2 separate regions of the Homo sapiens genome follow, and region 1 is linked to region 2. The links are chromatin contacts, found by Hi-C or POLR2A ChIA-PET in ENCODE. All regions are on one chromosome and are shown on one strand. The core of a region is the stretch at or near the end of the contact, and the rest is flanking DNA. Distances in the headings are between cores, read along the strand shown.

Region 1 (2,756 bases), core at 37-2,536, 200 kb after region 2:
ACCCACACTGCTGCCCAGCGTCTTCCCCACTCTGGGCTTTGCACCTGCCCTTCCCTCAGCCTGGAACAGCCCTCCTGCCCGCCTGGTGATTCCCAGCATCCGGGAAGACTCACCTCCAGCCCCAGCTCCAGGCCATCATGATATAGCCCTCCCCTCCTGCCTGAGGATCCCACAGGCCCAGACCCCAGCCCTGCCTGCACTTTCTCTCTATCCTTCCCCTTCCCCTTAAAAATATCCCGGGGCCTCTGGAAGTGGAAGGGGTGGGATGGAGGAAAGAGAGCAGGAGGCATCCTGGCTGCCCAGCCGAGGGCTGATTCCCCAGGTCCCATGCCAGTGCCAACCAGCCTGGCTCCAGCACGGTGAGCCCCACATCTGCAGCCCCACCTGTGTGGCTTGTGTGTGCCCCTGAGTCCTGAGGGCTCTGAATCTGTCCTGGCTAGAACTGGAGTTACCACCCGCTGTGGGGCGGGGCGAGTCTCCCGCTGCTCTGAGCACCAGGCTGCACCAGGGAACCCACCTCATGGAGCAAAGCTGCAGAAACACTGCCTTTCTCGTGGGCGTTGTTACCCTAAGTGGGTCGGCAACTGCAAGGTGGACGGTGGGGCGGGCGCCGAGGGCCGCTCCCTGGCTGTGGGCTGTGCTCGCACGTCTTGGATGCCCTGTGGGTACTTCCTTTCTGTTGGGATTTGGGCTCAGGTTTATCGCTGGCTGCTTCTGGGAACCCTGGGGGCTAAAGGACCCTGCAAGACGGCTGGGTTGGAGGAAAGGGGCTTGCCTGGTCCTGGGAGCTGGGCAGATACGTGGGTGGTGAGCAAAAATTGGGAGGGCTTCTCATCTGGGCCCCCCGCCCCTGAGGGACCATCATGGTACAGAATCAGGGAGCATCAAAGGGAAAACCTAGGATGAGGGACTGGAGGGGGACTGGGGACTTGGCCAAGGCCTGGGTGAGGGGGTGCCCTGCCCAGGGGTGGGGCTGCAGGAAGGAGCGGCCATTCCACCTGAGTTGGCCGCCCCTGCCTCATAGCCCCCAGACCCAGGGTGCTCAGAGCTCCCCTCTTCTTTCGGAGCCTTGCGGGAGGCCCTGCTGCTCAGGGGCTGGTGGACACCACCAAGAGTTGGGTTCTGTAGCCCCCACTGCCACAGGCTGGGCGGGCTCTGGCCCCTCCTCCCTTGGGGGGTCCTGGTGCCGGGGTGGTTTTGAAAACCAGAGACTGGAGGCCTTATCAGACCACAGGTTTTCCTGAGGAAGGAAGGGTGGGTGTGGGCCTCCAGGATGGGCGCCTCCTCTGGGTGTGCCCAGCCTGGTGGAGGGCACACATGCACTGCCCATCCCTCCTGGGGGACCCCAGTCCAAGGCCCTGCCCCACCAGAGACAAGCAGACTGCAAAGGCTGGACCCAGTAGCGTGTGGGTCCAGGGCTCAGGCCCAGGGTGGGGTGTGAACTCCCTGAAATCACAGCAGATGCCAGCATCCTCCGGGATAGTGTGCCTGGCTCCCCCAGCCGAGGCTCAGAGGAATTTGCAGCCAGTTCACGGGCAGTTCCACTCCGAGGGATATGTCCAGTGGGAATCTATACTTGGGCACCAAAAAACAAGCAAGAATGTTCCAAACGACCCTTTTCATAATAGCCCCAACCTGGAAAACCCAAATGCCCATCAGTGCTGGGTGTGGCCTGTCATCCAGGGGACAGTGACTGTAGCCAGGAGGAGCCACCTTCAACGCCAGGCACCACCTGGCTTCCACCATGGCCCCTGCTTCAGACAACGGGAAGCAGAGGCCAGAAGCACAGGCAGAGCTGGTGCCCAGCACGGATTAGGTTCGGGAACAGGCAGGACCAGTGCAGGTGGATGGGGTCCATGAATGATGGCCTCTGGGGCATTGGCCAGCAGTGCCTTAGGGGCCACCTGGGTTTGGCAATGTCCTGTTTTCTTGATCCAGGTGCTGGTGACAAGAGGCATTCAGTCTATGGGAATTCAGGAAGCCACATACTTAGGATGAGTATGTTTTTCTGCATGTATGTGATACTTCTGTGATGCTTTTCTGCCTGTATGTGAAACTTCAATAAAAAGTTTCACACACAAGCCAGGCGCGGTGGCTCACGCCTGTAATCCCAGCACTTCGGGAGGCCGAGGTGGGTGGATCACCAGGGTCAGGAGACCAAAACCATTCTGGCTAACACGGTGAAACCCCGTCTCTACCAAAATATAAAAAAATTAGCCGGGTGTGGTGGCGGGCGCTTGTAGTCCCAGCTACTGGGGAGGCTGAGGCAGGAGAATGGCATAAACCCAGGAGGCGGAGCTTGCAGTGAGACGAGATCGCGCCACTGCACTCCAGCCTGGGCAACAGAGCGAGACTCCGTCTCAAAAAAAAAAAAAAAAGTTTCACACACAGGCCTGGCGCGGTGGCTCACACCAGTAATCCCAGCACTTTGGGAGGCAGAGGTGGGCGGATCACAAGGTCAGGAGTTCAAGACCAGCCTGACCAACATGGTGAAACTCTGTCTCTACTAAAAATACAAAAATTAGCCGGGCGTGGTGGCGCACATCTGTAGTCCCAGCTACTTGGGAGGCTGAGGCAGGAGAATTGCTTGAACCCAGAAGGTGGAGGTTGCAGTGAGCTGAGATTGTGCCACTGCACTCCAGCCTGGGCGACAGAGTGAGAGGCGTCTCAAAAAAAAAAAAAAAAAAAAAGTTACACACACAAGCAGAAACCCTCCCCTGACCCCTCCAGAGGGAGGAGCATTCATTCCCTGAGGC
Region 2 (2,713 bases), core at 110-2,609:
CCCTGCAGGGGTCAGGATCCTCCCGTGGTCCCTGGGTGTGACTCTGGAAGACACTGGCAGTGCCCGGCCAAGGCCTCCCGCAGGATGGAAGTTGAGGGCCCTGGCTCTGGGTCCTAAGAGAACTCAGCCGCCCCCTTCACACTTTACAGCAAGGGGCCAGGCAGCAGCTTTGGGATGGGGCTTCCGTGGAGAAGTGGGGGATGCTGCAGTGGTACAAAGACAGCCTCCCCCACCGCCATCCTCCAGCTGACCGTCCTCCAAGGCCAGCACTGGGCGTCCAAGGGAAAGAAGGAACTCAGCCCAGAGGGTGTGGGCAGGAGAGGCCTGGAGTCAGGCCTCCACCCACAGCCCCCTCTGGGTGCCAAGTGGGAAGGGTGTTGGGGCTGGCTTGGGAACCTTACCCGCTGCCCTTCCAACACCTGGATCTGTGGGCAGCGGTCCCACAAAATCCCCCTTGGGGCTCCCTGAGGAGGACTTGTGGCTGCCGCTTCCACCAGGGCAGAGGGCACAGGAGGGGCCAGCACTCCAAAGGGCTCTAGGGTGGGTCTTTCAAGGACATCTGCAAAGCCCTGGTGGGGAGGGGCCTGGGCCAGAGGCTCTTTGGAACTCTTGCACTTCTGAGTGGGGGACTGTCCATGCTGCCCACAACCTCTAGACCATGCAGCCTGCTCATGGGTCCCTGGCAGAGAATGCCCACTCCCCAGCAGACTCAGGGCAGGCCCCCAACTGCAGGCTTCCAGGAAGGCCCAGGGTGTCCACCTCACGCCAGGTGGTCTCAGAGGACCCCTGTGCAACCACATTAAGGAAAGCTGCAGCCCCCACCCACCCGCCTGCCAGTTCAACAAGCACCGGCTGCACACGCAGGCTCCCAGGCACCATCACCCCCCTCCCCCGTCGCCCCTCCCTCATGGGGAGCCCCTTCCCCCTGGAAAGACAGCAGGTACTGTAGCCTCGCCTGCTGGCCAGGGGCGCCGGCTCAGAGGACCTGCCCTGACCTGCACGTGCTGACCAGACAGCCCAGCGTAAGGACCCGTGATCCCACGCCACCGCCCTGGGTTTACCACGGTCACCGCCACCTCTCTCACAGGGCCCCCGGGGGACCCAGCCGCGCCCGGCCTGGTGTCTGCACCGAGGGACCGCGTCTCACGCCCGGCGGCTCCTGCAGGGGAAGCCGTGGTCAGCGACTCACCACGAGGACAGGGCAGGGCGGCTGAGTGCGGAAGAGAAGCATGAAGCTGGGGGCGGGGGTGGGGGAGGAGGAACAAAAGTTGCATCTAGACAGAGGTGAACGAAACAAAACCAAAACCCGAACGTGTTCTGTCGCAGGATGGGCGCCGCCCGTCCCGGGCCCTTAGCCCGACATCTCTTCTCGCTGCTCCTTGTTCCTGCGCACCTCGGCCGCGTGCAGCTCCTGCAGGACAGGGGGCGGGAGGGCCTGAGGGCGGGGGTGGCTTGGGGCGACTCCGGGAACCCCCAGGCGCGCAGGCCGTGGCGCCCTGGCACCCGCCCGGCCTCATCCGGGCTGGCCTTCGGCAGGACCCTGACTGAGTTGAGGGGGCGGGAGCACCGGGGAGGCGCAGAGCAAGGCCAGGGACCAAGGACGGGTTTCCTGGGAGCTGGCTGGGCCCCGCTTCTAGCTCGTACCGGAGCCGAGCTTCCTTCAGGGCACTTTCAATATAATGAATTTAGCCATCTATTACTGCGGCTAGTTACTGTCCCGCCAGGACCAGACTCTGGACCTGCCTCGTGCGCTGCTGGGGACGCCCAGTAAACACGGGAGGAGCCCCCGACCCCCACCCCAGCTCAGCGCCTCGGAGTCCCCGGCCCCGCTCTGCGCCCCTCCGAGCTCCGCCCTAGCCCCGCCCCCGCCCAGTGCCCCGCCCCCTGCCTGCTGCTAGCCCTGCCCCCGCCCCGGCCCCTGCCCGCTCCGAGCTCCGCCCCGGCCCCGCCCCGGCCCCTGCCCGCTCCGAGCTCCGCCCTGGCCCCGCCCCCGCCCAGTGCCCCGCCCCCTGACTGCTGCTAGCCCTGCCCCCGCCCCGGCCCCTGCCCGCTCCGAGCTTCGCCCCGGCCCCGCCCCGGCCCCTGCCCGCTCCGAGCTCCGCCCCGGCCCCGCCCCCGCACCTTCTCGCGCAGCCGCTCGCGCAGTGCGGCCAGGTGTGCCTCGCGGATCTCCTTGCTGAGCTCCATCTTGTAGTTGAGCTTCTCCTCCGCCTGGCGGCTGAAGTTGTTATTCTCCTCCAGCGCCTTGTGCAGCACCTCGCGCTCGTGCTCGCGCCGCTCCGCCAGCTGCTTCAGCACCTGCGCCTCCTGCGTCTGTGCGGGGCCGGCGGGCGCGCGTGAGCGGCAACCCCGGGCCCTGCCCGGCCGGACTCCTCCCTGCTCTCCGCCTCCCGCCCAGCGCCCGCTCGCCTCACCTGGCGCCTCCACCTGCCCAGGCCTCGGTGGGCGCCGGGACCCCCGGGCGCTGCCCTGGGAACCCTCGCCTGCCATCCGGCCTGTGGTCGGGGCAGGGCCAGGGGGTCGCGATCCGCCGCCCCCGCCCCCGTCCCTGCCTCGCGCGCGGGTCCCGCGGTCCTGGCTGCGCCCAGGGCCCCCGCCATACCCTGCCGCCACTGCACACCCTGCCCTGCGCGTCTGCCCCTCCAAGGACCAGCAGCAAGAAACCCTAAACTTGTGGGCGGTCTCTGAGCTTTGTCTCTTCCTCGGACATCCG

The links. A loop is a pair of places that touch in the nucleus more often than their neighbours do. ChIA-PET counts read pairs that join two places held with the same protein, here RNA polymerase II (POLR2A). Pooled maps may share reads with other maps.
Region 1: POLR2A ChIA-PET joins it to region 2 with 14 read pairs in activated CD4-positive, alpha-beta T cell. The contact joins two enhancer-like sites. A Hi-C loop is called at or near these places in 1 of 168 maps with a recorded cell type or tissue (mucosa of descending colon) and 6 of 50 pooled maps. POLR2A ChIA-PET finds 5 or more read pairs at or near these places in 6 of 52 experiments (A549, HEK293T, HepG2 and 3 more).

Annotation. Positions count from the first base shown.
Region 1 is chr20:63,843,451-63,846,206 of GRCh38, forward strand. It overlaps C20orf181. Among named protein-coding and RNA genes, the nearest start is that of ZBTB46, 14 kb to the left of the region's middle. RefSeq lists an enhancer at 458-1,135. Within about 2 kb of position 1,287, at least 2 of the 41 ENCODE cell types and tissues checked have a DNase peak (open chromatin) inside an H3K27ac peak, as active enhancers do.
Region 2 is chr20:63,639,987-63,642,699 of GRCh38, forward strand. It overlaps STMN3 (stathmin 3), which reads right to left. Exons shown (of 5, transcript NM_015894.4): 4 at 2,122-2,313; 5 at 1-1,411. The coding sequence ends at 1,352. Among named protein-coding and RNA genes, the nearest start is that of STMN3, 12 kb to the right of the region's middle. RefSeq lists enhancers at 932-1,690, 2,019-2,713 and silencers at 1,370-1,679, 1,820-1,969, 2,000-2,199, 2,360-2,429. Within about 2 kb of position 1,360, at least 28 of the 41 ENCODE cell types and tissues checked have a DNase peak (open chromatin) inside an H3K27ac peak, as active enhancers do.